Regions from separate parts of the Homo sapiens genome. Here region 1 is linked to region 2. Evidence: read pairs that join two places in POLR2A ChIA-PET (ENCODE). Cell type or tissue: HepG2. All regions are shown on one strand. Links, peaks and the distances in the headings refer to the core of each region. The heading gives the core; the rest is flanking DNA. Region 1 overlaps FOXN3 (forkhead box N3). Region 2 holds the start of FOXN3-AS3 (FOXN3 antisense RNA 3).

What was found. ChIA-PET counts read pairs that join two places held together with the same protein. Peaks named below come from ENCODE experiments on the same cell type or tissue, not always from the same donor. Only the 100,000 strongest peaks of a DNase experiment are listed, where the experiment ranks them.
Region 1: POLR2A ChIA-PET joins it to region 2 with 5 read pairs; 1 of 35 experiments calls an interaction of 5 or more read pairs at or near these places.

What each region holds. Positions count from the first base shown.
Region 1 is chr14:89,227,329-89,235,662 of GRCh38, forward strand. The region is part of intron 4 of FOXN3 (forkhead box N3); the gene reads right to left. Among named protein-coding and RNA genes, the nearest start is that of FOXN3-AS3, 120 kb to the right of the region's middle. In HepG2, for the core only: no CTCF peak of the experiment used is centred there; a DNase peak (open chromatin) is centred at 5,283.
Region 2 is chr14:89,347,700-89,356,033 of GRCh38, forward strand. It overlaps FOXN3 (forkhead box N3), which reads right to left. Exons shown (of 6, transcript NM_005197.4): 3 at 2,973-3,109. FOXN3-AS3 (FOXN3 antisense RNA 3) reads left to right here and starts at 2,588. Exons shown (of 2, transcript NR_188029.1): 1 at 2,588-2,794. RefSeq lists a silencer at 3,717-3,766 and enhancers at 4,916-5,631, 5,973-6,072. In HepG2, for the core only: no CTCF peak of the experiment used is centred there; DNase peaks (open chromatin) are centred at 4,022 and 4,452.

The sequences.
Region 1 (8,334 bases), core at 328-8,327, 120 kb before region 2:
ACATGTTCACAGCGGATCTCCTTCCCAACAGCTTGGAATAAGCTCTTTGCTCTCATTTAATTCTTCATCAATTGGACTCCCTTCACGGCATTTACTCCAACTAGACAAAATAAGACTGATCAATTTTTTCCATTTGGTCATGTTGGGTTTCTTCCTGTGGATGGAATATAATAGTCGGTGAACTCATGAAATGTGGCGGGTCAGTCATGTTGTTTTCAAAGGTTCTAGACCAGCGGTTCTTCTGAATTTTTGTGGGGTGATTGTGGCAGGTGAACATTAAGATGACCCCCAGTGAGTCATCTCTCTCCCCTTGAATGCAGATGGGACTTGTAACTGCCTTCTGGTAATAAAATCCGGCACGATAAAGCACAGTCACCCTGAGATTACCTTACATCACAGAAGGCTCCGTCTTAGCAGACTGCAAGAAGAGAGTCTCCTATGGCCTTGAAGGAATCGGAGGGCTGGTGAGGGCAGGTGCTCCAGCAGCTAAGAACGGCCCCCAGCTGATAGCCACCAAAAACAAGGGACCTCGGTCCTAACAACTGCAAGGCACGGAATTCGGCCAACAACCTTATGAGCTTAAAGGGAAACCCAAGCTTTTGTAGAGATGGGGTCTCCCCAGGCTGGTCTTGAACTCCGGGCCTCAAGCAATCTTCCCACCTCAGCCCCCCAAAGTGCTAGTATCACAGGAATGCACCACCGTGCCTGGCCAGGGAGACTGTTACTCACTGGTGGCAGCCTGGGGAGACATTAAGCAGAGGACCCTGCAAAGCTGCACCCAGCCTCCTAAGCCACAGAATCTGGTATCATTAAAGTGTATTGTTTAAAGCCACTGTTTGTGGTAATTGTTATACAACAAAGAAAACTAATACAGTGAGGATGTCATTTGATGGTCTGATAAAAGAGGCGATCTCTCATTAGCAAAGCTCAGGAAGACACGTTTTGAATTTGATTTTAGGGATTTGTCAGACCTTCTAAACTCTTCAATGTACCCTCAAGATGTTCTTCCACGTTCTGGGTTATGAACGTTTCTTTTTGTTTAGTCAATAAAACCTACTGCAAAACTTGGTGACATCTGGGAAACTAACAAGGTCACAGTCCGTAAGAATGGCTAAGAATGGCTTGCTGGGCCATTTCAACAGTTTTCAAATGTAAATTTAAATAATTTGTTTTATTCTTAACCTGTAAGATAGGACCACATTTTAATATTGTACCATATTCAACTTGTGTAGAGTGATAAAAAAGCATAGGTTTGAAGAGAAGGCAATTTCTTATTTTATTAGGAAAGTATCTTCAATCCTGCCTCTTCTAGATTAACTATAGGAATAAAAAAAGCTGTAGTTTGTAGAAACCATGTGAGTTTTAGAAAGGACATGTTTAGGAAGATGGGCTCAGTTCATTTCCTGACAGAGGACTTGTTCAGAACGAATATAACACCTGGAATAAACTGATTTCCTAATCCAAATGTCCTTTGGAGTGATATATTAGAAAGAAAACAAACAAATAAAAAACTGTAGATTTAAGTCCTTGTTCTATTACTTCCTAGCTGTGTACTTGGGAGGAAGTTACCTTATTTCTCTGATTCTGTGTTTTCTTAACCATAAAATGGGTTGTTGCTTCCCCTCCCGCCTCTTTCCAAAGCATGCTGGCTGTAAAAACGGGCTGTTTTGAGGACCAGATAAAATAATAGTCATGAGAGAGCCTTGCACAACACCAGGCCTCGTAATAAGCAATCAGAACAACCAATACAGCCCTGACAAATGGGGTTTATTCCACTGCCCCAGAGAGGGAGAAGGGAACAGAGGAGTTGAGGATGGCTGCTCTCCAGCACTCGTGTCTAGGGAAAAAGAGGTCTGAGTGGTAGCTGCAGGGACTAAAATAGATAAGAGTGTCACCCATGACAAAATTCGTCACATTGATTGCCGGGCCAATACCAAACACAATTCAGACTTAGTCAAAGATTTTGTTGTACAAAAGAACTAGAGAAACAAACATAACCCTAAAACAAACAATCAAAATATCCTATTGCACAAAAGTATTTATTAAGCTCTTGCCACTCTGACCACGGGATTAAAGTAGCTCAGCAGCGAGAACACTCTTCTATCTTGGTGGCTGTGGGATCACATGAGGGACAGAAAAGAACAACAAAGTTTGCCAAAAGACAGTTGGGATCCATCTTCACCCAAGTACACACTGTAATGACACCCTAGTTGCAGAAGTTAGATGAGTTGTGAGAATCAACGTGTTGCTGTTTGGGCAGGAACCAAATGCTACTGACCCTTCCCTAGCAGAAAATACACTTCCGATGGTGTTTCTTTAGTAGGCATGTGTCTCCCCAGCCAATCCTCTGCCAGGCTTGGAGTGCAAGTCCGTGTGCAGTGCTGGGTACAGGTGGTAAGATGCAGTAGGTTGTCCCTCTGGTGACACTCGCTGAGGCCAATAAGAGATAAAAGGAGGTAGGGCAACACTCAAAAGAGCAAAAAAGAGCTATAGTACAGCCACCGACCAAACCGAAGGATGTCCACAAGACCTGGGCCAGCCCTGCAGGTACAGGCAGAGGAGAACAGCTCAGGATGGCAGAAGTCCCTGGCTCCATGGCCCAGAATCCAAACAAAGCAGTGAATGGCCCCACTGGCCTCTTACCCTTGAAGCTCTGCAGTGAGAGACAGGGTACAACACCACTGATCAATGGACTTCAGAAAAAGGTAAGGCCCTCAATGCCATGAATTCACTAGTCCAAAACCAAAGGGTCATGGAAACCAATGCTCTTCCAATATGGTATCTCCATAGGAAACCAGGGAGGAAGGTATATCCCACCATGCTATCATGTGATTTGCTTATATGTCTGTGAACCCAAGAACACTGTAAATCCCTCTATGGAGGGATAACACACACCCTTTTCATTTCTTTCATTTCTATATCCCAGGGATCTAACTCATTGGCAGGTACAGAGCACTCAGAAAACGTCTGCTGAATGGACAATCCCTCTTACTTCACTCTGTTTCTTTTCCCACATTCTCATCACCTCCACCATCCTCTGCTGAGCATCTGCTCTGATGAAAGCCAGGCTGTGTGAAATGGAATTCCAGCTAAAGCACTCGTGTGCCCCTGGGCAAGTCACTTCATCTCTGTGGGGATCATTTTCTCCCAATGGGTTATTGCTATTATCTCCCTGCTAGGGTGTATGGGATTAAGTATACATAAAGGGCTTAGACTTGTGCCTAGCACTAAGTAGGCACATCTAAGTGCTAGCTACTATTATTATTTTGACAACTTGCTTTTTATTTATCATATTTATTGTTTCTTGTCTATCTCACGCAGAGTTCCACAAGGGCAAAGATTTGTGTCTGTTTCCTTCACTGATGAATCCCAAGTATCAAGAACTGCACTACGCACACGACAGGCGCCACACACTCTTTATTAAATAAATAGATAAACAAACATTCTTGGATAGTAGAGGTCACATCTGCTTTAAATTCTGTAACCCTCCTTACAGTGTTCAGCCTTGTTTCTCAATGGAGATGAAGGTTTTCATTTTTCTGTTGAAAAAATAGCTTTCATTTATAAAGTACTTCTTCTATTTTCTCATTTGAGCCTCGCAGCAACCCTGTGATAAATCCCCCATGGCGTCTACTGGAGTAGCACATAGCCACTAGCTCTGCGGGAACATCAGGACTTGAGGTTGATGATAATGATAACATCCCACCCATCTCACCTGTGACAGGCCATTTATTACTTGATGAGGAGAAGCATGCCTGCCTAATTTTTTTGCATTGACTTACCTGGGGTGATTTTGTTGTTGTTCTACTGAACATAAAAGATGATGTGTTTTTATTTTCCTTATCCCAAACTGCTCTTTTAAAATATACTCTTTTCTTTCTAATGAAAAAAAAAAGTATCTGTTCGCCAAGGAAAACTTCAGCAAAAGCAGTAAGAGTATAAAGAAAATCAAAATTACCCATATCCCATATAATGTTAGAACTTGCTTTGTAGGAAATACTTGCAACAAACAATTCCTGTTTGGCCAAGAGAGACACTAGCTGGCCTGTTGGCCACACAGCATTCTGGGAGTCAAGAGCCGGCCCAGCCTCAGGAGAGGAGAGGGCTGCCAGGAGCTAACAAGCCAGGTGATCCAAGAGGGAGGGTGGCTGAGACTGAAAAAGAATGCAGGGGTCTCGGTCCACTATGGAGGGAAGGGCAGAGTAGGGATATGATCTGATTTGCCAGGCAGTATGACAGAGGAGTGTGGTTCTGTTGCCTGGACTTCTGTTACAGCGGGATGTGGGCACCAGCAGCTATTCAGAAGGTCTCAGCCAGGGCCCTAAGGGACAGACACAGAACCTTCGCATCTGGAGAAAAAGGAGGGGACGCAATGGTACAGCCGCTCCATGCAATACTGTGCTCCAAATCGGACCTGCCTACCTTGCGGTGCCTCTATGCTGGGGCACAAGGCAGACATGCCCATGGTTCAATCCTTCCAAGACCAAGCAGATGGAAGCAGGTGGTGGCGGGGAACACACGGGTAATTAATCTCTAGGTCTGCTCAAAGCGATTGGCTGGGAGCATGGCAGGGCAGCAAATTATGGCCACTGAGATGACATTTGCAAGAGCTGGGAGAGGCTCCAATGGTGCCAGCAGCCACTGCTTCAGGGACAGGTAAGCTCAGTGTTGCGGGAAGGCGTGGAGCTAAGCCCCAAGAATACTATCTGCCTTCAGGGTGTCACGTTTCCTAACCGAAACTGGGCCAAGACTGGAAAAAGCCACAGGAGCTGCCTCATGGCGGATGTAGAACTCACTGATTTATTGGACTTTTCCACATCTAGGCCTGCCCCAAGATTCTGACCTGCTAGTAACCTGGGCAGAACCCAGAAGGTTCCTATAAGTCAGACTCCAAAGGCCAGTTCTTTCAAACTGCTCATCTGTAGGAGGATACATGTGTCTGAAACTTATTTAATATTCTACAAACACAAACCGTTCGCCTATACATAGTTCATTCTGCAGATAGTGTTACTGATGACCAATAGACCCCGAGTGCTTTAATCAATGAAATTACTGCCTCGGCTATTACAGGAGACTATGAACTGTTGCAATCTTCTATCCACATTTCAATCGATGTAAACCAGGGCAAGAAAAAACAGGACCCTTAATTATATAACCGGGAAGGATTATATAACAAAGGTCCTGATGCAGCTTTAACTGTCTCCGTGCCTACGCGGGCTGAAAGAGCACACGTTTTCAGAGGGAACATGAGCAGCCCAGAGTTGTGCAAACCATTTTTCAATATTGGTTTAACTAATCCCACTTACTCACCATCGACAAGTCCTCTGCTCTTCTAACCTTGTTTTTCCACAGCCCTGGATGGAGCAACCCCATTTCAGGGTGATAGTTTGTTAAAGTGACAGCGCGCCAGCCTTACGAGACATAATTTGAGGAAAGCTGGCGAGAGCGTCAATTTCTCTGAGAGGCTGGTCTCAGCTATCCAGCACGGCAATGATAATTTCATAATGCTGCTAAAGCCACTTCTGCCATTTCAAAATGGCAGGACACTGATCACTTGTGACAGGAAGCATTTGCACTGAGAGATACTTGAAAGCCACACAGCATTTCTTTGTTGGAGGAACCCAAGAAACAGTCATAGTAACAACAAAAAATAACCACCTCCCCTCCTTCCTTTCAGCCTGTGCTGCCGAGCAAAATGATCCCTCTCCATGTGTCCTTTATGTCTTACTGATAGAAATTACATTCGAGGGCATCCGACACAAAGGACACTTGTGCAAGCAATGTACCTTGTATGTGACATTTCTTCTGAACCCTTAGGAGAGATATTGATTTAAAGCTACCAAGATGCTGTATATGCAATGCTGCGACCATCATGAACCTACCCGGCATCCCACTCTTGTGATTTAAAGCAAGCCTGGAAAGCTGAAATCTAACTGAAATAACATTAGTTGCTCTACTTCACCCTGCAGGAGGAGGACAGGAAAGTCAGAAAAAGGCAAAAAGTGGTAACTTGGTGGTGTCTGAGGTCACATAATGGCTGCTGATTTTGTAAATTCTATACTCTGTAATACCTAGGTGTGATGAGTCCATGAATGAAGAAGCTAGGAGCTGGAATTTCCCATCCACTGGGTAGAAAATTATTTTTCAGTGACACATAGTAAAACTAAGTATCTATGAATTTTTAAATCATATAAACTTGATCATTCTTTCAAATCCCTTTCCTGAAGGTCAACAGTTCCCTTTTTTTCTTTTTCTTTTTTATGATCTGTCATCCCCCTCCACTCCCAGTAAACACAGTCTAATGGTTTAACTTAAAATTCTGTGCCCAAGAAAATTTTCAGAAGTGAGAACCACAGAATCTGGAGTCTCTAGAAATCTCAGTGATCTGGATGTGAGATTCAAGTTCCAAGTTCAAGTTCTGATTCTGCTACTAGCAGAGTGACCTCGGGTAGGTCCCAAGATACTCCCTGGGATAGTTTATCATCTGTCAAGAGGAGGAGTTGGAGTAAATGAACTCAAGGCCTTTGGCCTAAACCCCATGACGCCAGTCTAGGTCCCTATTTTCTAAAGGGAACCATGTCACAATTGGCTGTACAGGTAGTCCCTGAAGGAATCAGAAAGAGCCTGTGCCTGTTCACTCCATCCTCCCCTCACCAGGTCACTCTGTCCCTCGTGTAGATCCCAGAGACGTCAACCTACATACAGGATAGAAAGCCACAGTGCCCCTCGGATCATCAGATTCTCCCCAAAGACCACTTAATAGCCATTGGTTGACTTCAACAGGCACATCTAAACTGCTCTGAAAGACTAAGGAGAACCCAACGAAATTCCTCTAGTACAGGGGTATTTCGTGTACTACGTGTATTAGTTCTAGGGCCACTGCAACAAAGTGCCACAAACTGAGTTCTTCAAAACAACAGAACTTTAATGACCATAGTTCTGGAGGCTAGAAGTCCAAAATCAAGGCATTGGCAGGGCCACCATGCTTGCTTGGAAGCCTGCAGAGGAGACTCCTTCCCTGCCTCCTCTTAAGCCTTGGCGTTCCAAGGCTTGTGGCTGCATCGCTCTACTCTCTGCCTCTGCTGTTGTACGGTTTGAATCTGAGTCTCCACCCAAATCTCATGTTGAATTGAAACCCCAGTGTTGGAGGCGGGGCCTGGTGGGAGGTGACTGGATTAATTAGGGGGGCAGATCCCTCATGAATGGTTGAACACCATCCCCTTGGTGCTGTCCTTGTGACAGTAAGTGAATTCTCATGATATCTGGTTGTTTAAAAGTATGTGGCATCCTCTCTCTCTCTCTCTCTCTCTCTGCCCCCCTCCCTCCCCCACTCCCCTGCTTTTGCCATGCAACACATATACTCCTGCTTCACCTTCCACCATGAGTAAAGGAGAAGATCTTTATTTTTCAAGGGTTGGACAGGTGTGAGCTGGTAAGGAAAGTGGAGTTCTCTCCCCAGTCGAGCCCTACACACCCCTGCATTGTGCTTACCCTGAACATGCTTATGTTTTCCTGTCTTGGCCCACCTAGCCCTCGTTGCCAGCAGGGCTGCCCCATCCCCAGCTGTTGAAGTCTTACTCACTCTATGAGTGCCCGCTCAAATTTGCCCTTCTTGCAACCTCCCTAATTCCCGCAGCAAGAAATGAAGTCACCTGCCTCTGACCTTTCCTGGCTTTTGTCTGCTCCCTGATGATACTCGTAACTTTATGCCTTGAACTATGGTCACTTCTGCCCACTCTCTGGCAACTGCCCCCTGAGAGCGTGGGCTATTTCTTATTTAATCCTTATGCCCATAGGAGGTGACTGTAAGTATGTGCTAAAGTAAACCTGCAGGAAGAGAAGAACAGAATGGAGAGTAATGCCTGATGTTTTGAAAACATCACCATGGAGAGGGCCCTTTGGAACCAGGGGCTGTTAGAACCTTGTGGCTTACTGATTCCCTCACTGTCTCTTTGTGACCTCCTTCCCCATGCCATGTTGCTTTGAAATCAAAAGAAAGCCCAGAAGATAAGCTAACCACACAAAGTAAAGTATAGGAGTGTGCCTGTGTGAGGGGCTTCTGCCAACCCCAATCAGCACCAGCGGCTCTTGGAAACCATCAGCCGTTGTGACCCTGGAGGTTTCCAAAAAAGAGGATGACACCTGAACGCCCAGCAGGTCTTTGGAACTGTGAAATGCTTCATCTGTGGGGTCCTGGCAATCATGGCAGTAAGCATGTCTTCTCCAAAGGATGTCCACATCCTGATCTCCAGCACATGTGACTATGTTAGATTTCATGGCACAGGGGAATTAAGGTTGCAGCTCGAATTAAGATAGGGACATTATCCTGGATTA
Region 2 (8,334 bases), core at 204-8,203:
TCCCAGCACTTTGGGAGGCCGAGGCGGGCGGATCATGAGTTCAAGAGATTGAGACCAGCCTGGCCAACAAGGTAAAACCCCATCTCTACGAAAAATACAAAAATTAGCTGGGTGTGGTGGCGCCTGCCTGTAGTCCCAGCTACTCTCAGGCGGCTGAGGCAGAAGAATCCCTTGAACCCAGGAGGCGGAGGTTGCAGTGAGCCAAGATTGCACCGCTGCACTCCAGCCTGGAGAGAGAGCAAGACTCCGTCTCAAAAAAAAGCAAAAAAGGAAAACAGAGGCACGGGTCTACACATCTCAATATTTAGCATGGTATTTGGATGTGAGCAAGGTCTGGGCAGTGCTCTCAAATGTCTCGCTTTTCCCGCAGCATTTCCAGCCACCTGCAGCTCAGTTCAGAGTGACATTTGCCAAGCACACCTGCAAGTCCTAGCAATAACCGCCCATCTAGTATAATCACCATCTTCTTCAGGATGCTAAGTACCAGCCCCATGAAAGCCAAGCACTTCCCAGGTACCCCTCACAGCGATCCAGCAAGGGGCTGACGGGTGATTCCCCGCATCACAGTGGACCCAGCCAGATCACGTCAATTCGGCATTTTGGGGTCCCTGTTTAATGACTCGGTGTTTCACTTCCATCTTCTCTAGGTCATGTCAACAAGTGGCCTGATGGCTTAGAATTGAACCAAATGCCACATCACTGTTAAGACACAGAAATATTGTACAATTACCCAGTGTTCAGTGGCTTCAGTGCAATTTCACACACTAGAGGATCCTGAAGCAAACTCTCAGCTTTCAGATGAAGGGATGACAGTCCCCAGGAAAGAGAAAGTGACTTGTTCTCATGGACTTAAGGCATGGAAGAGGCAGACTAGAATCTCATCTGTCATCTCCCTCCACCGCCAGTGACCTCTGTGGAGGTGAAATCTAAGCACCGCATGGGCAGAAGCAGAAACTGGTTTTTTTTCCCCCCTCAGTCAACTGGGGATAAAGGCTGGAGGTGACGGAGTGGGGTCTGAAATATTCCTTCGGAAATGATTTTCATTACAAAAGCTCTGGTTCATCTGCATTTTTATGTCTATATTAAAAATCAAATGAAGTCATTAAGCTAAGGCCAGCTCAGAATGCCTCTCGCCTGAATATGCATTCCTGTTCCAACCCCCAGAGCTCCTCTATAATCCTTCGAATTATTAAATAATTACTGTGTTTCCCTCGGGGTCACATTTGGCAACAAAATACTGGTCTAAAGGAACCAATGACATGACCCAGTGAGTAACACTCATGTTCTTAACTTCCTAGAAGCAAAGGGAGATGAAATACTTCTGAGGTGCAGAGTGGAAAACCCAGAGAAGGGTATTCCATGCAGCTTGGAGAGTCGGGGGGTGGGGGTAGAATGACAAAGAAACATGAGAATCTGGGAAATATTTCAATAATTAGTGTCACGTCCTCCTTCACCAACCTTGTACATCGGCAATTCTCCACTCCAATCCTGGTTCTCTTCCATTTGGGGAGTGGCTATGGCCACAAGGAGAAAACCAAGCATATGGCTCTGTCCTTCTGGACATGTCTACTATGTTGGCTGGGCTGCTTTGGAAAATCCCACTTTCTCTCCTACAGCTATATGACCTCAAGTTGTCATTTCGAATAAAGTATGCTTCCACTGATTTTTATGAACACAGACAAAAGCTGCTACAACCTTCCCCCCCACACACCAAACCTTTCAAATCAACTGTAGTTGCTATGTAAGGTTATTTGTTTCTAAGGCAACAGTGTATATCTAAGTACTAATGGCCTGTCCTTTTGCCAGGCAACAAACAGCCTTGTGATGCAACTGCACCTGTCTCGGCTACGCGTTACTATGGAGACGCTCCAGTTGCTATGGGTACCATCACGCTAATCGCCTAGCAAAGGCAGACATACAGCAGTCTTCTCAGAGAGCCCAGCTGTTCCTCCCTGTCTCTTGCTGAAGACTGATTGTCTAGGGCCTGTGATGGAATGCTTCTCAACTGAGATGCAGAAGAACTTCATTAATGCTATTTCAGAAGATCACTTTGTGCTCCCTCCTGCAGAACAAACAGCAGACTAGGAAAAGAATCTGCAAAGAAGTGGACTGTAAAATTCCTGAAGTCTATGACATCATGCCATCCCTAATTAACCTCAACTTGCAGTCCAAGGATAATTCCTCTTAACTAGGTGGTTACGATAGAAACATTTCTATACATTTTTAAATATTTTTTTGTAGAACTGAGGAATGCACTTCAAATTCAAGTACTATGTATTCATAAAAATTGATCTTAAAAATTTGGTTCTGATTATTTGGCTCTCTTTTGGAATCTAACATTAAGACACTTTTTAAAAAAGTGACAGGCTACTTACCCTCCCTTCCAATGATATATTTGTAAAAATGGTACCCATGACCTTACTGTCTCAAACAAATGGGCATGTGAGGAGGATAAAATGTCTCTATTGTTTCTACTGTTCTCCTTGAAGAAGCAAAGACCAAGTAACCACAACAAAATGGTCACCTGGGAGCACCGTCTACATGGAGACTGCGAAAGACAACAGTGGGGACAACTGAGTGAGCCTCCACTGAATGTCTGCAGAGACCGGCCAGATGAGGGGATGATGGAGTTGCCTGCTTGACTCGTTCCTGTACTTTTATCCCAACAAAACATGACACACACCGAGATGTGAAAGCTGTCGACTTTTCTTTGTAAATGTTTCTACCCAGGAAGACATGATTTCACCCACCATGAAGCCTTCTGGAAGCACATTCCTCTGACGCTGCAGCAGCGGTAAGGTTTGTAGGAAATACAACAGTGGATATGCCTCCTAATAATACTTAATTTCTTTCTCATTTACCTGCAGTTATTTTTAAAATCTCGTACGGCCTATTAAATTAATTTCCGCGCAGGTCTCTGCCAAAATAATGCCATTTCAGTAGACCAAAAAAAAGAAGTCTGAATTGCTTACCTTTGATATGCCTGAGGACAGGTGGGAGGTGTATTGAACACGTGTGGGTGTGGGTGATAAGGTGTCTTTTTCAAAGCCTGAATTAGATTTTGTCTATACTCTGGGTCTATGCACCACAACGACCCTTTCCCAATACTCTGCAAAGAAAATTAAAATACAAAGGCATTAATAGAGAATTATTAAGTACTTTGCAATAAGTAGATGTATAGCTATTATCACTTCTTTATTTTTAAAAGCTTCTCATTTGTTGACTGTTTGCCAGCCTTAAATATTATACTGACAGTAGAACTCCATAAAATGCACTTCAATCTTACTTGTATTATGTTTGATAGGCAAAATGAACATATTATTACCAGGTTATGGTGATACAACAATATTACAATTTTCATACCCAAACTACCAATAAAATGAGAATCTCATTGTTTTTCAGCGTCAACATTGAAGAACACGTGCATTCTCTTCTAAAAATGAATTTAACTGTGTCAGATTTCTAAAGTTTGGGGAAAAAAAAAAGAGGGCCGAGACACCCCCAAAAGTCCATCTCTGCTCCAGAAATTTAGTTATGTTTTAAAACCATATGACATCGGGATCATTTTATAAAAACAGAAAAGTAATCCCCTTGTTTCTTTCCAGCTTACTCACAAAAGAATGACATTTACTCTTGGAATAGAATTCTGTAATTACCTTCCCTAAGCAACAAAAGAACTCAGGCAGCAATGGTAAAGCCCAACTCAGAATCCACTATTTATTTTTTGGATTCCTCAGTTCCCAGCAATCGACTCCAGCCATTAAGAGTTGAATCTTTAGAAGTCAAACTTTAAAATGCAAATTTTCTAAAACCGTTCTGTGGAGAGAGGGAGGCTTCCTGTGAGGCCCACTTCCTGTGAAGCGTTTGGTCTATGGACAGCCTATTTTTAAAAATGTAAGTCCTTCCTTTGAGGCCCCCCGGAACTGGCAGCAGGCCGACGGGCAATCGTTCCTCTGGCCGCACACTTTCAAGTGACCGAATGTACCCAAACTGTTTGATAAGGTCATTTGTAAATATTTACTGATTTGCAGAGAAAAGAAGTTAAATTACATAAACCCGTGCCCACCTCCTGCTTTCAGCCAACAGTAAGATTGATGTTGTCCTCCAACATTTAGAAAGCAAACAAGAAGCTGTTTAACTAACATGGGGGAAGGGGACAATCCAAGAAAATCCCACTGAAGGAGCTGTAAAAACAAGTTACTCCTAAAATCTTTTTAAAAGTTTAAAAAAATCTGTGTTTCATCATCAGTTCACCCGAGTAGTTTCCTTACAAACATTATTCACAGAGCCCATTAAAATACTTTATTATCAACAACATCAGCAAGCCGTGCAACTGGAATTAACTCTTTCTGGTGCAATGAGAATAGGAGAATTGCTCAAAACCACAGCCAGGGGCTGGAACCTCTGACCACTCTAGTCACCCACCCCCACGTGCAGGCCTGACCCCAGACACAGGTCAGAGTCTGGCTGGACACTCTATGCTTAAACATCAATGTTCTCAGTTTAACCAACCGGATGTTTAAAGACCTGAAAGATTTCAACTTTGGAAAATTCAACATTCCTACGTGTTTTTTCCTTTCACGCACACATTCTCAAACCCAGAATAGTTCAGGGGGAGCAGTGAGACTTTGCAAGTAAATCAGGCGGGCCACTCAATAATCTGCCCTGGAAGCTTCATCCCTTCCTTTGGAAAAGAGCTGTGCAGAAGAAAGCCAAAAGCTAAGGAGTGGAGAGGTTTGGGGGGAAAGACAGGAGACAGGTAACTACCAAATTTGGAAAACATAAAACAAACCACCAAATCCTGTCAACAGTAGGGGTCTGGCCTGATTCCATCAAAGGCTCCCGGTGGAGCCCTGGGCCAGTGGGACCTGCCTTTCTGATCCCTTGCACCCAAGGCTCCAAACCAGCAATAGCTACACTGAGGGCCATGGCTGACATGTGACCCAAACATTTCTGCAATGATATTGTCTCAATTCTGGAAACCCAATGGCTTTTGTTCTCATCATGGTGGCTTTCAGGGTGGGACCATTTAATCTTAACGCTACAAAAATAATATGACAAAGAAATGAAGGACAACCGGTTGGCCTTCTCAGGGAAATAACCGTAAGCCAAGAACGTGGTTTCTCCTAATCCTAACCTAAGTGTTTGTTTACTGTACCCTTGTATACCCATATTAATGTATGCTACCATTTAAAAGCTAAGCAGATTGAACCCAGGAGCCAGAAGCTGCAGCGAGCGGAGATCGCACCATTTGCACTCCAGCTGGGGCAAGAACAGTGAAACGCCATCTCAAAACAAATAAATACATAAAAATAAAAACAAAAGCTAAGCAGAATAAACCCCCAGGACTGTGCAGGACATTCACAAGGTAATTGATCCAGATGCAGAGAGGCAGGCTGAAGAATAGTAAGAACAGGTGATCTGGAGCCACACAGACGTTTCCTGAGTGGCCCTGCACAAATCACAGCGCCATGGGAAGTCTTGCTTCCTCACTGGTAAAACAGTGACCCACTTAGAGATAGCTGGGAGGCTCAGAGATGGCATAATATAAAACACCTTCAGTAGCGGCCCTACCTACAGGTACTCAATAAATGGCAGACAGCATCATGAAAATCTCCTTTTGGACACAAGAAAGACAATGAAACTGGCTTACAATGTCTTTCATTGAACCATATCTGATTGATTTTCATCTCCAACAGCAGCGGTGGGAAGGGCCTCCAGCAAACAGATGGGACGAGTGAAGATAAAATGATCATCTATTTGAATGCAGTGGTGGTCCTGGCTCAACAAATTCACTGGGAAGAGCTTTTTGACATTCTCAGCTCCCCCTCTATTTTCATCACTCCCTGCATCTGCTTTCTATGAACCCCACACCCCACACTCACTACTGGGACTTCTCCCTTGCTAGGGAAGCTACTATCACTGACTCATGACTACCTGGCTGCTGAAAGTCTTTTGCCCAGGTCTCTGCACTGTCAACATCAAGCTGAGGTTTAATTCCATACTTGGTCAGTTCATTGTGGCCATCTCCCAAAAAAAATTTTTTTTTTGAGACAGTCTCATTCTGTCACCCAGGATGGAGTGCAGTGATGTGATATCGGCTCACTGCAACCTCACCCTCCCAGGTTCAAGTGATTCTCGTGCCTCAGCCTACCAAGTAGTTGGTATTACAGGCGTGCATCACCATGCCTGGCTAACTTTTTTTTTTTAAGGAAAGAGATGGGGTTTCACCATGTTGGCCAGGCTGGTCTTGAACTCCTGCATTTTCAAGCATTTTCTTGGGTTTCATGTAACAGTTTGGAGTAGTAAAATGGTTTACTTGAAAACTTTAAAAATGGAAATATGCAAAGGATAGAATGCTCAAGTTTCTTAGGCCAGGAAAAATTACATTTAATGTTTCTAATAGGAGAGAGAAGGCTATAACTTGATTATAGTTGTGTAGTAAGTTTGAGAGTTGGAGCTTTCTTAGAAAAATATCTGCATCTCATCTGAAGACAAGAATATGGAATGCTTTTTTTGTTTGGTTTTTTTTGTTTGTTTTTTCTTAGACAGAGTCTCGCTCTTGTTGCCCAGGCTGGAGCGCAGTGGCACAATCTTGGCTCATTGCAATCTCCGCCTCCCAGGTTCAAGCCTCTCCTGCCTCAGCCTCCTGAGTAGCTGGGATTACAGGCACCCGCCACCACGCCCGGCTAATTTCTGTACTTTTAGGAGAGACAGGGTTTCTCCATGTTGGCCAGGCTGGTCTCAAACTCCTAACCTGAAGTGATCCGCCCACCTTGGCCTCCCCAAAGTGCTGGGATTACAGGCGTGAGCCACTGCGCCCGGCCGTGGAGTGCTTTTTATTAAAAAAAAAAAAAAAAAAGAAAAGAAATAGGCCAGGTGCGGTGGCTCATGCCTGTAATCCCAGCACTTTGGGAGGCCGAGGTGGGTGGATCACCTGAGGTCAGGAGTTCGAAACCAGCCTGACTAACATGGTGAAACCCCATCTCTACTAAAAATACCATAATTAGCTGGGTTTTGTGGTGGGTGCCTGTAATCCCAGCTACTTAAGAGGCTGAAGCAGGATAATCTCTTGAACCCAGGAGGCAGAGGTTGCAGTGAGCTGAGATCGTGCCATTGCACTCCAGCCTGGGTGACAGAGTGAGACTCCGTCTCAAAAAATAAATAAATAAATAAATAAATAACTGTGAGGGCCACACACCATTAAGTGTCGGGGAATTCAAAATAATAAGCGAAGAATATTCATTTATAGGAAAGTATGCGTGTGTATTCACACTCACATTTTTGTGTGTATATATACACTAACACCCCCAGAAAAAAAACTGAGAAAAATTACATGGAAAAATGAGTAAAAAAAATTATGGATGAGCCCAAGTTTCTTTTAAAATTAAAAACCACCTGGGGGAATAAAAATCAACTCTCTATTAAAAATAAAAAATCAATGCACAAAAAGAAAAGCAAACAAGAGCCCATATTGTAGGAAGAAATGGTTAGCAAAAATGTAAAAAAAAAAAAAAAAAGTAATTTTTTTTTTTCTTTTTGTGGAAATGGAGTCTCACTCTGTCGTGCCCAGGCTGGAATGCAGTGGCGCAATCTCAGCTCACTGCAACCTCCGCCTCCCGGGTTCAAGCGATTCTCCCGCCTCAGTCTCCCGAGAGGCTGGGATTACAGGTGCCCGCCACTATGCCCGACTATTTTCTTTTTTTTTTGTATTTTTAGTAGAGACGGGGTTTCGCCATATTGGCCAGGCTGGTCTCGAACTCCTGACCTCAGGTGATCCGTCTGCCTTGGCCTCCCAAAGTGCTGGAAATACAGGCATGAGCCACTACGCCCAGCCTATACTTTAAACATTGTTATTCAAACCGTGGGCCAGATACATTCATGGGTCATGAAATGAACGGAATGGATCATAAGCAGCACTGTTTTAATGGAACAGAATGTAACAAACTAGAACCAAATAGAATGGACTACCATATATCTGCAGTAACATATAGTGAAATTTGTATTTGCATAGTTGTGTATATACATGTTTACTGATCACCAAGTAACATACACTTCTTACTGGGAAGCCGGGTCAACAAAGTTTGGTATCCACTGATCTAGGACAGTAGTGTCTGGTTGTGTTTTTTCCCCCTTCTCACCACTTGTGAGGAAGAAAGCCCCCTATTAGCAACAGTGGGGGACTTACACGTGGCTCTGGGGCAGTGCCTAAAGAACGGGGATAAGGAGGCAGGCCCCATGTCAAAGTGGAGCAGGCACCACCTCTGCCCAGGCCTGTTCTGCCCTGGCCAGGGAGGGATAGCCTGTAACAATTTCAGTTTGTGCAGAACATTC